Linked DNA regions of Mus musculus: region 1 is linked to region 2. Evidence: chromatin loops called from intact Hi-C (ENCODE). Cell type or tissue: heart. All regions are shown on one strand. Each heading gives the region's core, and the rest is flanking DNA. Links, peaks and the distances in the headings are about the cores only.

Region 1 (10,511 bases), core at 1,010-9,009, 270 kb after region 2:
GGTCTAGTTTCTGTTTCCTGAAGCAGGGAGAGAAGTGGGGAGAACAGAATGTCCCCTGGGCTCCAACCCTTCTTCTACAGTTCCTTCTGAATGGGTTGCCATCTGGCCTCCTGGGCCCAGGAAGTACCCAAGCTATCTTTGAGTCAGCTCTTTGGGAACACTGGAACACAGGAAGTGTCCTGAAGGAGTTCTGACCCCCACCAGGGTGCTGTCATTCACAGTCCCAAGGGTAGTCAGGGGGAGGGTGCTGTCATTCACAGTCTCAAGGGTAGTCAGGGGTAGGGTGCTGTCATTCACAGTCCCAAGGGTAGCCAGGGGGGGGTGCTGTCATTTACAGTCCCAAGGGTAGTCAGGGGGAGGGTGCTGTCATTCACAGTCCCAAGGGTAGTCAGGGGGAGGGCTGAGTTCTCCAGCCTCTCCTTCAGAAGCCATTAGTCCTTGGTCGTCAGTTAAGGTGAAAGACTCTGGAGCCTCCGTTTCTGTGGGGCTTGGCTTTGGAACTGACTTGGCTCCAGTCTCAAGCTCCAAAGGTTCTTGTTCTCTGACGCCTTCCGGGCGGGAAGAGCCAGGTGGCTTGCTGATGTCTGGGCGGACACTCTTGCTCTCTGGGAGAAAGCTCTCCAACGGTCCGTGTACCGAGAGACAGACTGATTTCTCAGGGGCAGCTGGCACACCTGCCTGGGTTACTGGTAAAGCCAGGGGGCCAGATTCATCAGATTGGGCTCTAGTCTCCTCCCAGGGACAGATGTCTGCCATGGTACCCTTGATTTTATTTCCTTCCGGGTCTGTGACTTCCCACACACACAGTTCTGCTAGCCCTTTCCCTGGGCTGCTTGCTCCATGAAGACCAACCTTGGGGAGGTCTGTGTCCACCACGTCTTCCTGGGTGAAGAGCCCTGATGACATTGTGCCTTCTAAGGGGCAGACTGTCTCTGCTGCCTTCAAGAGATGTCTTTCAGCCCTTCCCTCCCCCTGTGACTCTCCATCCTGCCCCAGGTCCAGCGCCCCCTCCCCCACAGCTCCTGGACTTGCCTCCCAGGGGCAGATCTCAGCTTCCTTGATAGAAGGGACCTCTTCTACTTCCCAAGGACACACTTTCTCAGAACCGCCTTTGCTTCCATCAGAAGCATCTGTAGCTGCTTGCACCCCAAAGTCCTGACTCTCCCTGGGACACACAGCTTCCTGCTTCCCAAAGTTGCTGGTCTGTGGCATTTTCTGAACGGCCACACCTTCGTGATCTCGTGTTTCAGGGGCTCGCTCTTTCTCCTCTTGAGATTTCTCCTTTTCATCTTGTCTTGACATCTCTGTCTCTGTAACTCTCCCAGTCACCTTCTGGGCACAGGGCTCAACCTTGGTGTCACTGTCCGAGTCAGGAGCATCCCATGGGCACACCTCAGCAGTCCCATCCCCGGTGCTGACCAAGGGCTGGGAGCTAACTCTAGGTTGGTCAGGGCACTGGATGTGTGGATGGGAGGAAGAGCCTGCCAGTACCATGCCTTCCTGCAGGCTTATAGGCTGAAGTTCCGAGCTTGCTCCTCCCCCATCGACAGGAACCACTTGGGTTATGTATTCTGGGAGAGAACCCATCTTCAGGTCTTGTCTCAGCTCTCCCTTCTCTGATGCCCTGTCACTTGCTTCCAAGGACTGTCCTTCTACTCCCTGACCAACAGTGCTGAGGGGCAAGTCTGAGACCTTGGGGACCTGGGCAGGTGGTTTCCAAGGACAGATAGCTTCCCCTTCCTGTTCCCGGCAGAGTTTTGTGTCCCCCTTTGACGTGCCTTCTTCTTGGAAGGGGAGTCCTGCCTCTTCTAGATTCTGTCTCCTTTGCCGTTCTGGCTCGCATCCCGGCTCTCGCTCCAGTCCTTTTCCCACCGTCCCTTCATTCAATTCCCAGGGACAGATCTTGGCTTTTTCACCAGTAGGAACTTCCTCGGCTTCCCAGGGACACACCTCTATGGGCCTGGAGCTCCCGTGTTCCTGGAGTTCATCTTTTAGTTTCTCAGTGTTCGGAGTGTCTGGCTGCTGAGAGGAGTCCCCTGGACTCAAGCTATCCCAGGGACAGACCACCTCCTTCTCCGAACCAAGCCTCTCTGACTTTTTTGGAGCACTGGCAGCTACCTGCCTGGATCCAGAATCTGTAGACGCGTGGCCTGCATCGTTCGGACGGGCCTCAGAGGCTTCAGCTCCAATAGTCCTTTCCTCTCCAACCTCAGTCCCCACTTCCCAGGGACAGATCTCAGCAGCTCTGCCTGCCACGCTGCCTTGCCTCTGGAGAGAGGCTTGGGCTTTCTCTGTGTCTCTTTGTGGGGTGCTACCCGGGGCCATGCTCTCCCAGGGGCAGATTGCTTCCTGCTTTTGGATCCGCCCCTCAGCCTCTTCCTGTGCTTTGATCCTTGCTCTCCCCGGCATTTTCTCCTCATCTTTGTGAACTTCTCCTTTTGATGGGTGTTCTGATGTCCTGGTCTCTGGTTGTCCATCTACTTCCCAGGGACAGATTTCTGCTGTTGAAAGTGTTGCTTGCTTTTCCTCTGGCTTGACTGCTTCCCAAGGACACACTTGCAGTACCTGGCTACCCCCATGGCTTAGGAGTTTCTCACCGGCCTTGGAGGAAGCTTTGTCTGGCTGTGGGCTGGACCGCTCAGGGGCTTCATCCTCCCAAGGGCATACTGACTCCTGTCCTTGAGGGACTGTGGGTTTTGCCCTCACGGTTTGCTCCCCCGACTCTGCTAAGCATCCCTTTCTGGAGGGAGTCTCCTTTCCTGGGAGAGACTTCCCATCTGCCCCCGGATTCAGCCCGTCTGAACCTGCTAGCTCCTCCCCCAGCTCCCAGGGACAGACCTCAGCTTTCTTGTCATTAGCTATGTTCTCCGCCTCCCATGGGCATACCTCCGCAATACCACTGCCCAAACTACCTGAGCTTCCTGGGGCTTGAAGTGAGACGGCTGAAGGGCCCCGAAAATCAGTACTTTCCCACGGACAGAGAGACACCAGGTCTCCGCCCAGATTCCGTTCTCCCCAGAAGGTTGCCTTCTTGGGGGATTTCTGCCTTTCTTCAGGGAGTTCCTGTACCCTCTGAGTAGATGTCCCCTCCCCCACATCACTCATCTCCCACAGGCACAGTTCTGCCTTGGCAGCATGGGACGGAAGAGCCTCTGGGTGTGCGTCTCCTTTGCTCACTACCACAAACCTGCCCCCAGTTCTGTCAGACTCCTGATGCACTAATTGAGGAGACAGACCTCCAGAGTCCGGGCTCTCCCAGGGACACACAGCCTCCTGGCTCCGGACCAGCCTCTCCGGCTTCTTCCGAGGAATGGCACCCACACCTTCGGTCTCTGACTCCGCTAGGACTTTCTCTCTCTCTTCCCAGGACCTACTTAGGACTTGTCTTGATGGCTTCTTCTCAAGGCTTCCTCCCTCAGTCCTCTCCCAGGAGTAGACTTTGGCCTTGTTGACACTCTCTGGCGGGTCCATTCCTGATTCGGGTTCAGTTACTTCCCAGGGGCACACCTCTGCCACCCTGTGGTCAGCACTGCCCAGGGACTGGAGGGCAGGGTTGGGCACCTCTTGGTATCCCGCGGGGGATTCCTTCGCTTGTTCAGCATTTTTCTCCCCAAAAACTTGCCTCAGTGTGGTCATCGTTATTTTACCAGTTCTCTCAACTTTCCGCTCCCCTGGACCCGGGGCCACTCTCTTGTTCCTATCTTCTTGCTCTCGGCTGCCCTCCTTTTGACAAACGTGGAGCATGCGGCTGGTGTGAGCGTTCTGTTGGTTCTGGAGGGACTCTTCATCTTCGCAGGGGGCGAGGGCAACCTGTTTGCTCACTGCCTTGGGCCGGCCTAGCCTGGGAGATCGGAGTGGAGCCCCTGTGCTCACCTCGGTAGGCTTTCCCTTCTCAGTCTCAGGGGTGCCCTCCCCACCATCCTTCTCTTTGTAGGTGCTCCTAGACCGGGTCAGAGCTTTAATGGCCAGGCCCAGGCTGCGCACGGAACCCTGCTGCAGAGGGGTCTTGAGGCTGTGGGATTTTGAGAAGACCTTGGGCTTTTCCTCATCTGTATCATCGGCTTCCCCCTGGACATGCCCACCCTCTGTGAGTGCCTCACTCTCTCCAGTCCCCCTTTTCTCCACTGCCACAGACAGGGCCCTCCAGATCTTGGTACGAGCAGAGGCAGGTGAGTGGCCGCTTCGCTCTGGCCCTGCCGGGTCTTCCTGGACCACATTTTCTTTCTTGCCTGGAAGTTCTGCATTCTCCCAGGGGCAGATGAAAGTGAGAAGGGTGGGGCTTTGAGGGGGTTTTGAGACTGGTGCCAGAACAGGGGCGGGGGCTGGGGCCGGAGCCGGCAACAGAATAGGAGCCAATGTGGAGGCCGGAGTGGGAGACAACATTCTTGGCTCTCCCAGGCAGATCCCGGACAGAGCCAAGACCGGTGTGGAGACCTGGTGCCTGATGGGTGGGTGAGGCAGCCTTCTCCCAGCCTCTTCATGAGGCCTCGCAGTGGTTTGAGAGCTGTCCATGCTGCTGCTCTTGCCAGGAGAAGGTGGGGCTGACAGAGGAGCCCTTAGAGGCCATTCCAGCCTCCTGGTCGATGGCCTCCGCACCGGGCTCACCATGGCTGCCTCAGCCTTCTTTCTTTCCTCTCTCTCTTTTGCCTGCCGATAGGTTTCCTCCAGGTAGGCTTGACTGGCCACCAGCAGCGCCTTTTCCCTGGAGCCAGCCGCCACACTGAGTGACTTCTGCAGGGAGATGGGCCTGGCTCGAGGGAGTCTTTCTCCCACTGTCAGGTTGTGAGCACTGGCAGACCTGAAGCCCAGGGCTGGGGGCCCGTCTGCCAACGACTCTCGGCCGTCTGTGGGGGAAGCCTTCTTGGACAGGGTCCGTCTCAGCGTGGAGTCGAAGGGGAGAGTGTTATGTTCCCTGTGGTGGTCATAAGTGCTGCGGGTCTTGCGGAGGGCCGGTGGCTTCTCCGTTTCTTGAAGGCTGGAGCTGAGGAGCCTTCGTCGGGAAGAGCCTGGCAGGCTGCCGAGGCCGAGAGAGCCCGAGTCCCGAGAGTGCTGCCGAGCCAGGGCCTCTGGGAACTCGGCCAGGTATCTCATGAAAGAGCGGCCCAATCCCTGGTGCGAGCTGCCCCGCTTCTTGGGCAGGTGGGGGTTGTTAGCAGCCATCTCCTTGGTCTTTCGGATCTCTAACTGGGCGTAGAGTTTCTTCAGCTCATCCTGTAAGGAAGGGGGCCACCTCTGAGATGGCTGAGTCCATCCTGCCACCAACAGTGCTCTCCTCCATGACACTCCCCCACCCAGTTAAACTATTCTCTCTGGGGAATCACTTCTCCACCAAGTTGTATCCCTTTCTTTCTTTCTTTCTTCCTTTCTTTCTTTCTTTCTTTCTTTCTTTCTTTCTTTCTTTCTTTCTTTCTTTCTTTCTTTCATTCTTCCTTCCTTCCTTCCTTCCTTCCTTCCTTCCTTCCTGTCTTTCTTTCTTTCTTTCTTTCTTTCTTTCTTTCTTTCTTTCTTTCTCCCTTTTCCTTTCCTTTTTTCTTTTTTTTTTTAAATTTATTTATTTATTATATGCAACTACACTGTAGCTGTCCTCAGACACTACTATCTGAAGAGGGTGTCAGATCTCATTATGGATGGTTGTGAGCCACCATGTAGTTGCTGAGAATTGAACTCAGGACCTTTGGAAGAGCAGTCAGTGCTCTTACCCTCTGAGCCATCTCACCAGCCTGCCTTTCTTTTTCTTTTTCTTTTTCTTTTTCTTTTTCTTTTTCTTTTTCTTTTTCTTTTTCTTTTTCTTTTTCATTTTTCCTGAGACAGGGTTTCTCTGTGTAGCTCTGGCTGTCCTGGAACTCACTCTGCAGACCAGGCTGGCTTCTAACTCAGAAATCCGCCTGCCTCTGCCTCCCAAGTGCTGGGATTAAAGGCGCGTGCGCCATCACTGCCTGGCCTTTTCTTGTTTCTTAAACTCAGAATTCACCACTCCGTTGCTGCAGGACCAGAGCCATGTTGGGTCTGGCTCTATTTAGCCCTCAGGGTTTAGAGTGTTCTAACTTCTCTGGGGCACTGTGATCTCTGGGGAGATGTCCGGCATGAAGGGACAGGCTGGGCATGAAACTTCTAACCCACCTGCATCTCAAAGCTATCTTATTGCCCTCTCTCTGTGCCTCTGTAGAGTTGGGGTTTTGGTTTGTTCTGTTTTGTTTGTTGGTTTTGAGGTGAAGTTTCTATCTGTGGCCCTGACTGCTCTGGAGCTCACTCTGTAGGCCAGGCTGCCCTTCATCAGGCTTTGGCTATGCTCTGATTTCTCAGTTCAGGGAGGAGCGCCAAGGCAGACTAGGCAGAGCTCAGAAGATGAGGAGGCTGCGGGAAGACCTGCAGAGGTTGTTGGAATGAGGAACTGGGAGATGTGAAGGGTAGGTGGGTGGCTTCCCAAGATGGCTTCTTTGCCTTGGGTTATATATAAAACCACATGACCTCCTGATTTCTCTCAACCCCTGGCTCTATATAATGCCCTTGAGAAGAAAAATAAGCTTCTTCAGAGCTATCCTCCAGAAAGCCACTTTTTCCTAAGGCCCACTGAAAGAAAGGGGATCCTGGTGGCCAGTCTGCTGAAACTTCCTAGTCCTTACAGCTCACCCCTAGGCTCTTCAGTTATTCCATCTTGCTAGAGACTCTTTTTTAGTCTTTTCTAGTCTGTCTCCATGATGATATGGGGTTAAGAGTGTACTCTTGGCTAGGCCTGGGCGTTTGGGTTTTGGGGAGCCCAGGCTAGCAGAAAAGGGAGGTACAGTCTTAGAGGGAGGGAGGCCTTGGGGGTGATTCAGTGGTACCCCAAGCCAGTGGTAGCACAGCTGTGTTCCTCTGCTCAGTCCTTAAAAGTTGATCTCAAGGCTGGGTATGATGTCTTTAATCCTAGTACTTGGAAGACAAAGGGGGGCAGATATCTGTGAGGCCAGCCTGGTCTCCAAAGCAAGGTCAGGACCGCCAAGGTTCTGATACCAGAGACACAGAGATACTAAAAAGGGGAGGGAGGGAGAGATGGCTCAAGCGGTTAAGAGCACCAACTGCTCTTCCAGGGGTCCTGAGTTCAATTCCTAACAACCACATGGTGGCTCCCAACCATCTGTAATGGGATCTGATGCCCTCTTCTGGAGTGTCTGAAGAGAGTAATAGTGGAATACGCATATGCATAAAGTAAGTCAATCTTTAAAAAAAAAAAAAAAAAGGTGATGTCAAAGACATTTGGGGAGGGAAGGGGAAACCTACCCGAATATCCCCTGGCTCCAGGCTGCGCTCACTCCATGCCGAGGCGATGCTGCTGTTGAGGTAGGAGCCTGAGCGTTGCAGGTCCAGCTCATCCTCATACACTTCATCCAAGATTTCTTCCCGGGGAGGTGCCCCTGGCTTCCAGAACTGTCCGAGACAGGTGGAGGGGGCGGGAGGGAAACCTACTCTGCCTTTCCTTCATGAGTCTTCACCCCCACCCCTTCCTGGTTTGGACACTAAGGCTTCCCTGCCATTCTCCCTCAGCAGTGACCAGCACAGCATCCTTAGGCATGGCCTTCCGTTCTCCATCCGCCTCTGTGTGCTAACTGCATTCCACACCTTCAGAGTCTACCGGCTGGATTGAAAGGATACCGGACATGGTGGCGCACGCCTTTACTCCCAGCACTTGGGAGGCAGAGGCTGTCAGATCTCTGTGAGTTTGAGGCCAGCCTGGTCTACAAAGCCAGTTCCAGGACAGCCAGGGCTACACAGAGAAACCTTGACTCAAAAAACCAACCAACCGGGGCTGGTGAGATGGCTCAGTGGGTAAGAGCACCCGACTGCTCTTCCGAAGGTCCAGAGTTCAAATCCCAGCAACCACATGGTGGCCCACAACCATCTGTAATAAGATCTGACTCTCTCTTCTGGAATGTCTGAAGACAGCTACAGTGTACTTACATATTAAATAAATAAATCTTTAAAAAAAAAAAAAAAAAACCAACCAACCGCCGGGCAGTGGTGGCGCACGCCTTTAATCCTAGCACTTGGGAGGCAGAGGCAGGTGGATTTCTGAGTTTGAGGCCAGCCTAGTCTGCAGAGTGAGTTCCAGGACAGCCAGGACTACACAGAGAAACCCTGTCTTGAAAACAAAACAAAACAAAAAAACAAAACCAAAACCAAAATCCCACCAAAAAAAAAAACCCCACCAAACTAAACCAAACCAAACCAAAAAAAAAAAAAAAAAAAAAAAAAAACCAAAAACACCAACCAAACCAAACCAAACCAAACCAAACCCTACAACAGCAACAGCAGCAACAGCAACAAAACTCCCCCAAATGCTCTTTGTCCACTCCTAGCTCTATGTTGCTTGTGAGGGAACTGGAAGCAGGGAACAGCTCCTCTCCCAACCACCTCCTTGCCTGGGATGCTCATCATTCTTGATTGGAGAGAGTGCAAGGTGTCAGGGCCACAGCGTTCTTTACCAAGGGGCTGAGGGCCTACCTTATGCAGTAGGGGAAGGACCTTACCTTAGGGATGAAGATCAGAGCAAGTGTGGCTGTGACTGTACTGTGGGTATGGAGGAAGAAGAGGAGAAGTGTCCAGTCTGGGTGCAGGGAAGGAACCAGCACAAACCTGAGGGCCAGATGGGACAGGGTGACCATCAATCAGCGTAGGTGGGAGCAGCCTGCCTGCCTCACCTCACTGACTCTCTGCCCCTGCTTCAGCCCCAGCCCTGCCTGGCAGTGGCCAGCAGAACACGATTTCTTCCCTCTCTGAATCACAGATATAATCCCAGGCTTCCCATTAATTCCATTTCCTGAGACGTCCACCTAAGAGATTCCATTCCACTGATAGCACTGCACTCAGGGATCACCCTGTGATTTGCTCCTTTGTCCACCACAGACCCAGGGCCCACAGCAGGCCTGCTGCTCTGAAGCAAAGGCTAAGGAGTAAGCAGGGAGCAAGGGCTTGGGGGGAAAAACACGTAGGCTGGAGACAGGGAATTAGGAAGGAGACATACTTCCTCTTGTGGATTGGGTATTTCTTCTGACGGAGATCTGGGGTATAGGAAAGGTATAGCAGGATTGCTGGGATTATTGTGAGACGGGCCCCCTCACCGGGAGGTGGGGAACATGGGCCGGGTGGGAGGAGTCTCAGGAAGAAGGGCGGCTTCTCACCTGGCAGTGTGGAAGGCAGTAGAGAGCAGTAGCTCATTGTGCAGGGCAATGCTCATGTAGCGTGGTTCGTGGAAGGCTGAGGGGACAGCCCGGGTGGCATAGCAGAGGAAGCTGCCCCAACAAAGCAGCAGCATTTCCGCTGTGGGGATCGGGGAGAGAGAGAGAGAGAGAGAGAGAGAGAGAGAGAGAGAGAGAGAGAGAGAGAGAGAGAGAGAGAGAGAGAGAGATCCCTTACCACTTCAGCAGCCTGCTGACCCTCTCCAAAACCAAGTGTGCTGGGTAGCCCAGACCCAGGGTGAGCTAACACAAGGAATCCCCTGGAGGTGACTAGTCAAGAGCAGAGGAGGCTGGGGTCAGGAGAAGGAGCTCACCCACAACCATGATGTAGTCCCAGTGGTCATGGTGACAGAGGTAGAAGTGGCGGCCAGTGGGAGTGTGACCCCGGGTCACCAGAGCTGTGTGCTGGGTGCCTGGCTCCAGGGCGCCCGCTGTCCACACAACCAGGAAGCCCAATACCAGCAGCAGGAGCTGCCCCAGACGCCGCAGCAGCTGCCCGCTACTTGGGTGTGGCACCCGCTGGGCAGTTCGAGACAGAAACAGCTGGAGCACCCTGAGGGGAGTAAGGTACACGGAGGTTGGGGCCAGAGCCCAGAACTCTGTCCATTGCTCCCCAGCGCCGCCGCGTGGCGTGTTACCTTTAGTGCCCTTTCCAAAAGCTACACGGAAAAAGCTGAGTGACTGAGACTGGTTGGGGAAAGGGTGGTACCGGGGAGGGTCTGACTTTGAAAAACTGCACTGTGCGAATGAGCTGGGTGGCCTGGGGTGAGCAGAGCAGTGGCGAGGTCTGTCGGGGCCCTACCTATAAAGCTTCAGGATAATGGTCCCATAGACGACGGCAAAACCCAGCAGCCGGACCCAACGGAGAGCAACGCAGCGGAATACGCTGGGCTTGAAGTACAGAATGAACACCTGATGGCAAAGGGGCAGAGACAACTGTTCTCGGTTGCGCTCTTATTCCAGTCTAGAACCGTGTCACATGACCAATCTTCCAGGCAGCCCCACAGTAGAGGCTTCACATGTCCCTCGTGCAGAGTTAAAACAAAACAAAACAAAACAAAACAAAACAAAACAAAACGCGTCCTAAAACACACAGCAGGTCAGAAAACTCTTTCCAGTGTGGGTCTCTGCCTGCAGAGCTCACTAGGTCAGCCAGACATTTGTGAGAGGAGAGGTGGGGGGAGGGATTGTAAAGATGCCAAATCTTCCTAGGAAGGCAAGGAAGGATTTTGAAGAAGGACAGTTGGGGTGTGGGTTTTTGCTTTTTGTTTTTATGTATATGAGTACACTGTAGCT
Region 2 (10,511 bases), core at 308-8,307:
CTGGGGTGCCTGGCCTCAGATTCACCCAGGAGGGAGTGAGCCAGTATGAGTGTAAGTTTGTGTAGGAGTGTGAGTGTGTGTGTCCTGCTTGCCGGCGAGCGGGATTCCTAATGTAGCCAGGACACCTCCGCTGCTGCTGGTGTCTGTCACTCTGTTGCTGCTCATTTTCTCAGTTTGCCTGAGTCAGGTGAATTGCTCTTACATTCCAAGCTCCAATAAAGACTGTCCTAGACTTTGGCCTGTGACCACTCATTGAAAACCACAGGTTCTCAAGCTCTGGGGGAAGCTCATAGCCACTGCTGTAGATTGACTCGTGACCCTCTAAAAGGTTCATCTCCAAAGGAGCAGGGATGTAGCTCAGGGGCAGAGTGATGGCCTAGCACACAGAAAGTCAATCCTGGGTTCAGTCCTCAGCACTGACCAAGGACTGGGGTAAGACCTTGACAAACGTTAACTTGTTTGGGCCAGCATTATGGCTCAAGGGAGAGCTAGGTGTGGTGGCACACGCCTTTGATCCCAGCACTTGAGAGGCAGAGCTAGGCGGGTCTCTGTGAGTTCAAGGCCAGCCTGGTCTGTAGAGTGAGTTTCAGGATAGCCAGGGCTGTTACACAGAGAAACCCTGTCTCAAAAAAAGCAAACAAAACAAAGTAAAAGTTGTCTCAGGGATAAAGACACTTTGTTATACAAGTATGCTGGTCTGAGTCTGATCTATGGAAACCATGGATCACACACACACACACACACAATGTTTTTAATTCCTGGAACTGTGGCCTTTGGAAGCAGGGACTTGGCAGACCAACTGGTTCCTTGTGTGAACAAGAAAGTTGGCCACAGGGAAGAGCACTGTGGGAAGTGGGCCATTCAGGGCCATTGCACTATGGGTGGTGGGCAAACTGACAGGAGGCCTCCACAGGCAGGACCATCCAGCATGCTGTAAACCAGCAGAGGCAGACGGTGTCTGAGTCCCTGAGAAGGAGCTGGCCCTGCTGACATACTGGCTTTCAGATCTCTGGCTTTGGCTGTAGGTTTTCATTTGTCTAGTTTGTGTATATGTGTGTGTGTATGTGTGTGTGTGTATGTGTGTGTGTGTGTACAGGTGTGGGTGTGCACATATTTTCATATGAAGATCAGAGGACAACCTCAGGTATCTTTCCTCTGGAACCTTCTATCTTTTATTTGAGATTGGGTCTCATTGATCTGGAACATCTATAGGCTAGCTGGCCAGTGAGACCCAAGACACTCCCTGTATCTATCTCTGTGGCAGTTTAAATACACTTGGCCCAGGAAGTGGCACTATTAGAAGGTGTGGCCTTGTTGGAGGAAGTGTGTCCCTGGGCTTGGACTTTAAGACCCTCCGAGATGCCTGGAAGCCAGTCTTCTGTTTGCCTTCCAGTAAAATAAAGAACTCTCAGCTCCTCTAGACACTGGACACTCCCATCATTCCTGCTATGATTATAATGGACCGAACCTCTGAGACTGTAGGACAGCCCCAGTGAAATGTTGTTTCTGTAAGAGTTGCCGTATGGTGACCCTTCACAGCGATGAAACCCTAACTAAGGCGATCTCCCATCTTATCCCCAGTGAGATCACAGCATGAACTGTTCTGGGAAACGAGTGTGGGTCCTTGGCACTTACAAGGCACACACTTTACTTACTGAGCCATCAGTCTGTCTGCCTACCTTCCTGTCGGTCTTTCTCTGTCTGTCTCTGTCTGTCTGTCTGTCTGTGTGTTTGTGTGTGTCTCCAGTTGTCTTTTTTGAGACAGAGTGTCTATGCTCTACCCAGACTCCCTGTGAAACCCTAAGTAGTCCAGGATGGCCTTGAATGTGCAGTGTTCAGCAATCTTTTTGTCTCAGCCTCTTGAACACAGACATTGCCTGAGCCACCAATCCCAGCTCCCGAGAGTGATGTTTCAAATGAACAGCTTTCCTGCTTAAAATGCCCGATCACCTCCACCTCCCCCCCCCACCCCCACCCCCTGGTGCCCAGAAGCCTGTGCGAGCTGAAGCAAAAGGCTGTGGAGACTTCTGCACAGGCTTTTTCTCCTCTATCCCCCGTCTAAAGGAAGAGTGGGTTCTGCATTGGCAGGGACTTCTGTTGGTGGCAGAGGATTTTTTTTTTTGTTCTGTTTTAAGATATGTTCTAATGTTACCAAGGCTGATCTGGAACTCGCTCTGTAGCCCAGGCTAGTCTTGAACTCACAGTAGCCCTCCTACCTCAGCCTCCCAAGTACCAAGGCCACAAGCGTGAACCATTATGGCCAGTGGCATTATGATCGCACCAGCAGTTATTAGATTGGTTTCATCTCGTCAAATTAGAGTCTATTTTTTGTGTTTGGTTTGGTTTAGACTTATTTATTTTATGTGAATACACTGTCACTCTTCAGACACACCAGAAGAGGGCATCAGATCCCATTACAGATGGTTGTGAGCCACCATGTTGTTGCTGGGAATTGAACTCAGGACCTCTGGAAGAGCAGCCAGTGCTCTTAACCACTGAGCCATCTCTCCAGCCCAGACAGTCTTGCTATGTGGTCTGGCCTTGAACTTGTGATCCTCCTGCCTCCCATCTCCAGTTTATTTATGGAGACTATTAACATGAACACACTTGACCTAACACCATATGCCAGAAATAACTCCAGGGCCCATCCCCCAAGCCAGCTGAAGCCTACATACATCAGGACCTTTTTATAACACTGAGCACACTCTCCCTCCATCCCCCACCTTCCTCTCAGAGCAGCAGAACACCAGCGAGACCAACCTGCATCCAACCTCCTCTACATAGTCAAAGAGCTGGGGTTTGAAATAGACCCATGTCCAATATTAAAGTCCCTGAGAGGTGAGGACTAGGTCTTCTATAGCGTCTGCATCTCAACTGTGTGTCCTCTCTCTCAGTGGAAGGCAGGTGCCAGCTGAGCAGGTGCAGGTGGGAACAAGGCGACAAGATAAGGCTATGATCATCTTTACTGGTCCCATATGTCTGCTTCCTTCAGAAAGGCCCTTTTCTTTCTTTTTCAATCGCATTTGGAGACAGAGTGCTCCTGTGTCCTGGAGCTGGATTTCAGCTTGAAATCCTCTGGCCTGCCAAATGCTGAAATGCACTGACACACCAGAGTTTAGCTATAGTGGGCCTTCCCCACTTTCTGAGACAGGGTTTTGTTAGATAGCCCAGGTTGGCCCTGTACTCAAGGCAGTCCCTACTGTCTCAGCCTCCCGAATTCCAGGATAATAGGTGTATGGACACCCACTGCCCCATCCCTGACAGGGTCTGCTGGGTTGTTACTGACACGATCAGGTGCCAGCCTGAGAGTTGGTGGTCTGGCTCTGGATGGGATCTGTAGAGAGGGTTCAGGGCCTACGGCAGCCATTCAAATAGACAGGGATCATCTTTTACTGCTCAATAGAAAGGAATGGCCATCACCACTCTCAGGCCCCTAAGTAGGGTCCTGACAGCACTGTTAACTGCTGGTCCTCAGGACAGACCTAAACATCTGGCTTTGGCTGGAAAGCAGGGCCAGATGAGGTAAAGGGGACGCATGTGGACTTCATGATCTAAAATCTTGACTCAGCTTGAAGCAAAGCTGTGTGTTAAGCCAAGCCCCTTCCATGGTGGACAAAGGGGAAGAAGAGACCTGACCGTAGGGGAGCGCCCGGGACCGCAGTGGTGAGGTCACTGCCCTCTTACTCCAGATGCCTCGGATCTTCCAACCACACACAGCTCTACCTGAAAATACATTTGCCATTTTTAATTTTGTTACTGAAAATATGACGGAGATACCTAAGTTGCATTTAGAAAGAAAAAAAAAAAAGCCCAAAATATTCCAAGAAAAGTTGTTTTACACAGGCAATTCCAGACAGGAGGCCCCAAGTCATCGATCTGGTACATTCTAGATTCATAATATGAAAGGTACCTCAAAATGAAGTATCTGTCTCCAGGAAGGAAGTGGGTGGGCTGAGCTATGGGAATGGTATGGGTAGGAGAATGGACTGGAAGGGTCGGGACACTGCTGGAAGGAGAGGAGAGCAGACACACACACACACACACACACACACAAAAAGAGCAATTCTCAAAGAATCCTCAAGAGGGCGCCTGGCACTCTAGAAATGAACAATTTTGCCATACACAGAGACTCAAAGTATTCCAAGCATGTGACTATTGTCACTGTTAAATCAGAGCAGAAGAAATGACATCCAGTGTACATCCTGTGAATGTCCACTTAGATCACCTCTGCCCCACCATAACTCAGAGCACTGGAGAGAAACTTCTCATTCTTGTAGACCCCAACCACACCTGGACGCCACTGGAGGGTAGCTGGGCCTCTCTACCAGGTCACAGGGCTCTGGGACAGCGGGGCCAGGACCTTCTACCCTTGAAGCTGCCAGAAGAGGACTTTTCCTTAGGTTATATGAACAACTCTCCTGAGCCCCACAACCCACACATCCTGGAACTGGGACCCTAAATGTAACCTCTGGACTTCCTTTTGGTAAGGCAGATAAAGGAGGACATACAAAGGATGTTCCAGGTTAACCAGACTTTTAGGACACAAGCTCTTGCAGCCTGAACAGATAGATGTACTTGGCCACTCATCCCAATACGCCAACCAAAGGGATGAAGAAAGGGGGCAGGGCAGAGTTTTAATCAGTGCACACGGAGAAAAGGAACATACAGTGTAGTCCAGCTATGCCTGCGTTCATCTTCATGCACTGACATGAAGCTTTGAGTTAAAGCAGACAACAGGGAGGCTGGAGAGGTTAAGAGCACTGGTTGCTGCTCTTCCAGAGGTCCTGAGTTCAATTCCCAGGGCCCACATGGTGGCTCACAACCATCTGTAATGAGATCTGATGCCCTCTTCTGGGTGTGTCTGAGGACAGATCACTCATATACACAAGAATAAGTAAGTCTAAAAAGTACAGGGAGGGCCGGGCGTGGTGGCACACGCCTTTAATCCCAGCACTCGGGAGGCAGAGGCAGGAGGATTTCTGAGTTCGAGGCCAGCCTGGTCTACAAAGTGAGTTCCAGGACAGCCAGGACTATACAGAGAAACCCTGTCAAAAAAACCGAGCTGTATGGTGGCTGGCGGTGGCTGGAGACCTTCAGGTGCCTTCTTGGCCACTGTATGTGATACCTCAGATGTTCTTATCTTTGTGCCTTCAGCCTTAAGGAAGAATGAGGTTAGGTGTTACCAGTTTCTAGGTGACATCCCTGAGAACACCTATTGTAGAGGCCATCAGGGGACCCCAAATAAAGGTCAAGGTCACGGGAGAATCCAGGCTTTCCTCCTGCTCCTAACCACCTGGTGGACTCAAATGAAGAGTCAGCATTAAAAAAAAAAAAAGATTTATTTATTTATTTTATGTGACTGCACTGTATCTGTCTTCAGACACATCAGAAGAGGGCAACAGATCTCCTTACAGATGGTTGTGAGCCACCATGTGGCTGCTGGGATTTGAACTCAGGACCTCTGGAAGAGCAGTCAGTGCTCCTAACTGCTGAGCCATCTCTCCAGCCCTAGTCAGTATTTTTTGTTTTTGTTTTTCCCAAAAGTGATTCTTGTACAGCAAAGCACTTGGTGTGCAGGAAGACAGAAAGCTCCAGCAGGAAGACCACAGCTGACGAAGAAGGCAGGTGAAGCCGAGCGCAAATAGACCCCTGAACCATCACCCTACCATCTTCAGCCATCAGTGTAGCCGGAAACCGAGGACCCCGAGCCAGGCTTTGCAGGCACATGGGTAGAGATTTCTCTCAGCTACTTACTTGGCTGAACCATGGCGTCAGTTGCCAGATGGCCTTGCTCAGTTCCCACTCCAGAGCTGGTGATAGAGACTCCTTATCCACCATGTTGTAAACACACACGTGTGTCCTCCCTCCCTCTCTTCCTCCCTCCCTCCCTCCCTCCTTTGTTTGTTTTTTTTCTTCCTTTTTTTGGAGACAGAATCTCACTATGTAGCCTTAGCTGACTTTGAACTCACAGAAGTCCACCTGTGTCTCTCTACCTCCCAAGTGTGGGACTAAGGGTGGGTACCACCATGCCCAGCACCCTCTCTTCTTTTGAAACAAGGCTGGCTCTACCCTTCACTGTGGGAAGGCGGCTTGAACCCCTGCCCCCCCTGCCTTGACCATCTCCCAAAGCTAAGATTGTAAGCATGTGTCACTCTGCCCCCTTTCTCCATCTGTCCTAGTCAGGGTTTCTGTTCCTGCACACAACACCATGACCAAGAAGCAGTTGGGGAGGAAAGGGTTTATTCAGCTTACACTTTCCACGTTGCTGTTCATCACTTAAGGAAGTCAGGACTGGAACTCAAGCAGGTCAGGGAGCAGGAGCTGATGCAGAGGCCATGGAGGAATGTTTCTTACTGGCTTGCTTCCCCTGGCTTGCTCAGCTTGCTTTCTTATAGAACCCAGGACCACCAGCCCACGATAGCACCACCCACAAGGGGCCCTCCCACCCTTGATCAATAATTGAGAAAATGCCTTACAGCTGGATCTCATGGAGGAATTTCCTCAAGGGAGGCTCCTTTCTCTGTGATAACTCCAGCTTGTGTCAAGTTGACACACAAAACAGCCAGTACACCATCTCTCTGCTTTTTCCAGAATTCTCATCTTACTCTCTTAGTGCAGAAACTCAAACCCAGAGCCTGTGTGTTGGAAAAGCAGGCCGCCGCTCCGCTGTGCCCCCACCCCTTGCACCGACTAGACCTTCCAACTTATGATGATGATCATAAAATACAATACACTTTCCGTAATTTTTTGAGACAGGATCTTGCTATGTAGCCCCCTGCCCTCCCCCCCCCCCCGCTAACCTTGTGCTCACTCTCTTCCTCTGCCTCCCACGCCAGGATTACAGGTGATTTTTTACAAAATGTGAAATAAAAGCTACATATTATAATTGTTACTGGATGGCACTAGCGTGATCCAAGAGCATAAAAAAACATTTTAGCCAAAACAAGCAAGAGATGTTTGTTAATGCCTTCATTTCCTGAGGGCATTTTGAGGTACTATTTATTCTGAAATAGGAAAATGGGGCGTTATATTCTGTAGGATTGACAGTAGATTTCTGGTTGTTGCAAAGACATCAAGTTAGGAGCTGGGGCTTGGTGGGTGGCAAGCTTACGGGGTACATGCAAAGCCCTGGGTTTGATCCCCAGCACTGAATAAAGCGGGGGAGGTATAGATTTGTAATGTCAGCATTCGGGCACCAGAGGCAAAGGAATCATAACTCCAAGGTCATCTTCAGCTACATCCTGAGAACATCCTGGGCTACATGAGACCCTGCCATGAGCAAACAAAAGACAAGCAACAACAATAAAAGCTGCCAAATTAACTGAATGCGCTGGCTCACTGCCTCTCCCAACCCACCAATGCCTTGGGCTAAGACGATGTCAGTATTTCCCCCATTTAAAATGACATCTATTACAGACGCCATTTATTTAGACATATATCTCGGGGTAAGAACATTCTTGGAGCTGGTGGCTGCCTAGAAGCTAAGAGTGGTTAGAATTCCATCCCCAGCAACCACACCAGGCAGCTCACAACCACTCGTACCCCTACTTCAGGGGATCCAGTCCCTCTTCTAGCCTCCATGGGTACACACATGCATGTGCATTAGCGCACGCGCGCGCGCGCGCGCACACACACACACACACACCCATACGCCCATAAATCAGTAATCTACTAAGATGTTTTCTTCACAGCTGTCTTTCCTCCTGCGATTTGTTTGTTTGTTTGTTTGTTTTTCGAGACAAGGTTTCTCTGTGTAGCCCTGGCTGTCCTGGGACTCACTCTGTAGAGATGTCCTGGAACTCAGAAATCCTCCTGCCTCTGTTTCCTAAGTGCTGAAATTAAAGGCGTGCACCACCACTGCCCGGATTCCCCCTGCTTTTAATAGTGTTGGAGATCAAACCTGGGGCCTTATGCATGTTAGTTAAGCAAGCATTCATTGTTGAGCTGTATAGTCCCAGCCGAGAGGTTTTTTCTTTCTTTTTCTTTTTAATTTATTTATTATTATATCCAAGTACACTATAGCTGTCTTCAGATGCACCAGAAGAGGGCATCAGATCTCATTATGGATGGTTGTGAGCCACCATGTGGTTGCTGGGATTTGAACTCAGGACCTTCAGAAGAGCAGTCAGCACTTTTAACCACTGAGCCATCTCTCCAGCCCCAATATTTTTGGTTCTAAGTGGGGTTGTTTTTGTTTGTTTGTTTGTTTGTTTTTTGTTTTTGGAGACAGGGTTTCTCTGTATAGCTCTGGCTGTCCTGAAACTCACTTTGTAGACCAGGCTGGCCTCGAACTCAGAAATCTGCCTGCCTCTGCCTCCCAAGTGCTGTGGTTAAAGGCATGCGCCACCACCGCCCAGCTTCTTTTTCTTTTTTTGCATTTTATTTATTTTTTTCTAAGACAGGGTTTCTCTGTGCAGCCCTGGCTATTCTGGAACTCACTCTGCAGACCAGGCTGGCCTTGAACTCAGGAATCCATCTGTCTTCTGAGTTTTGGGATTAAAGGCCACCACCACCCTGGTAAGGTGTTGTTTCTTAAAATTCAAATTAACACTGAATTGAAAAATAGTCTTTGAAGTGGAAATGTCTGGTTTCTTTGGAAAGTCAGTTATGTCAAACAATGCTTTCCTGAAGCAGACACGAGTGAAAGGATTTTTGCTGAAGCAAACACGTGGAAACCGACACATGATGTTAAGAAGGACTCAACGTACGGTGGGCGGTGCTGGATGGTATTGCTATGCCTTGCCATTCCTTAATGATCATCGTTTGTTTGCCGGGACTTCAGAGAAAGAAATACACCAAAAAACTTCTGGTGGCATTCTGGAGCAGTGTCTCGCCTTTTGGCAGAGTGATGTCAGTTGATACAGACCTATATGGGGGTTTTATAAGACAGACTGACAAGGTAAAGGAAAAGCTCGTGGGGAGACAAGGCCCATGCGTGAAAAGACGCGTGATGCTTGCAGGGAGTATAAATAGGACTCAATGGACAATGACGTGGGGTGGGTTGTATAGCAAGCTTTGTGACACTTTGTTGGTCTGGATCGTCACTTTATTGAGAGATGCACAGCAGAGAACTTCTCTTGGTGTCCCTGCCAGACCTGGTCACTCCTGCTGACTGGTGCCGATTTGGCAGAGGCCTGGCTATTTCTGCTGGGTCCTGCCACTGTGCTGATGCGTGTTTGCTATCCTGACACTACTGAACTAGACTGCTGCTATAAATCCTGACAGCACAGGTTGAATTTGCTCCAAAGACTATTTCTTTTCTTTTCTTTTTTTTTAGATTTATTTATTTATTATATGTAAGTACACTGTAGCTGTCTTCAGACACTCCAGAAGAGGGAGTCAGATCTCGTTACGGATGGTTGTGAGCCACCATGTGGTTGCTGGGATTTGAACTCTGGACCTTCGGAAGAGCAGTCGGGTGCTCTTACCTACTGAGCCGTCTCACCAGCCCCCAAAGACTATTTCTAAACAGGCCCACTTCCCCCATATCCTAACAACCTTTCTTTCCCACTACCTCTAGTGGGTGGTGGGCTAGAAGGGAGGTTAAAGCATTTATGAACCCTTATGAAAAGTAGGATTTGGGGCTGGTGAGATGGCTCAACAGGTAAGAGCACCCGACTGCTCTTCTGAAGGTCCTGAGTTCAAATCCCAGCAACCACATGGTGGCTCACAACCATCTGTAACGAGATCTGACTCCCTCTTCTGGTGTGTCTGAAGGCAGCTACAGTGTACTTACATATAATAAAAAAAAAAATTAATTAATTAAAAAAAAAAGAAAAGTAGGATTTGAAAAACAAATCAAAGCCAACAATTCTTCTACACCTGTGGAGTCGGTCACTGTTTTGCTCTGTTGATCTGATATAAGGAAGAAAGATTTTTTTTCCATTTTATCATTTAGTTCAATCATAAGTATTTCAAAATTCCCACACTGCTTTCTTCTTTGACCCATGAATTATTCAGAGGTGTTCTCATTTTCAAATATATGGTGACTGGTGTTTGTCTTCATTATTAAAATTTTAACATAATTGGATTGTGGTCAGAAAGTGAGGTGACTAGGATTTCTGTCCTTTGAAGTCACTTCATGCTTTCTTCTTTGGTCTACAGTGTAGTGAACTCACCTCTCATCAAGTTCAGCCCAGCGTATGACTCTCGGGATGCTGCATCTTAGTGGGAGATTCTAAAACAAGAAGAAGTCAAGATGAGAGGCCTCCTCTGGGTTCTTGGTCTTTGGGGCTTAATGTCACAACTAGAGCCCTGGTGAGCCAGCACCATGGACAGCACACATGCCACTGGGGTCCCAGGTCAGCTCTGCATTTCCTGCTCATGTGTTTACTGTGTTTCTGAGTCTCTGATACTGACTTGGGACTTCCCAGGGATGGTCTGAGTAAAATCACTAATCGTGGCCTAATCACGGCATGACCATCACTTTTCTTGGTGGGCTTCTCCTAGTGGACCTTCATCCTCCTTCTTTCCCTAAATAGGCTCTTGGACCCAGGACTCTTCAGCGCATG

What was found. Peaks named below come from ENCODE experiments on the same cell type or tissue, not always from the same donor. Only the 100,000 strongest peaks of a DNase experiment are listed, where the experiment ranks them.
Region 1: it touches region 2 in a loop (2.2-fold over the local background); 7 of 42 quality-filtered maps call a loop at or near these places.

What each region holds. Positions count from the first base shown.
Region 1 is chr11:97,334,080-97,344,590 of GRCm38, forward strand. Gpr179 (G protein-coupled receptor 179) reads right to left here. Exons shown (of 12, transcript NM_001081220.2): 7 at 10,018-10,127; 8 at 9,530-9,768; 9 at 9,159-9,297; 10 at 8,508-8,613; 11 at 7,261-7,407; 12 at 1-5,211. The coding sequence ends at 367. Among named protein-coding and RNA genes, the nearest start is that of Gpr179, 13 kb to the right of the region's middle. In heart, for the core only: no CTCF peak of the experiment used is centred there; DNase peaks (open chromatin) are centred at 4,452 and 5,002; H3K4me3 peaks cover 605 bases; H3K27ac peaks cover 788 bases; H3K27me3 peaks cover 5,139 bases.
Region 2 is chr11:97,068,668-97,079,178 of GRCm38, forward strand. Osbpl7 (oxysterol binding protein-like 7) reads left to right here. Exons shown (of 23, transcript NM_001310509.2): 23 at 1-237. Among named protein-coding and RNA genes, the nearest start is that of Mir8103, 10 kb to the left of the region's middle. In heart, for the core only: a CTCF peak has its summit at 4,098 (motif pointing right); a DNase peak (open chromatin) is centred at 2,674; H3K27ac peaks cover 1,120 bases.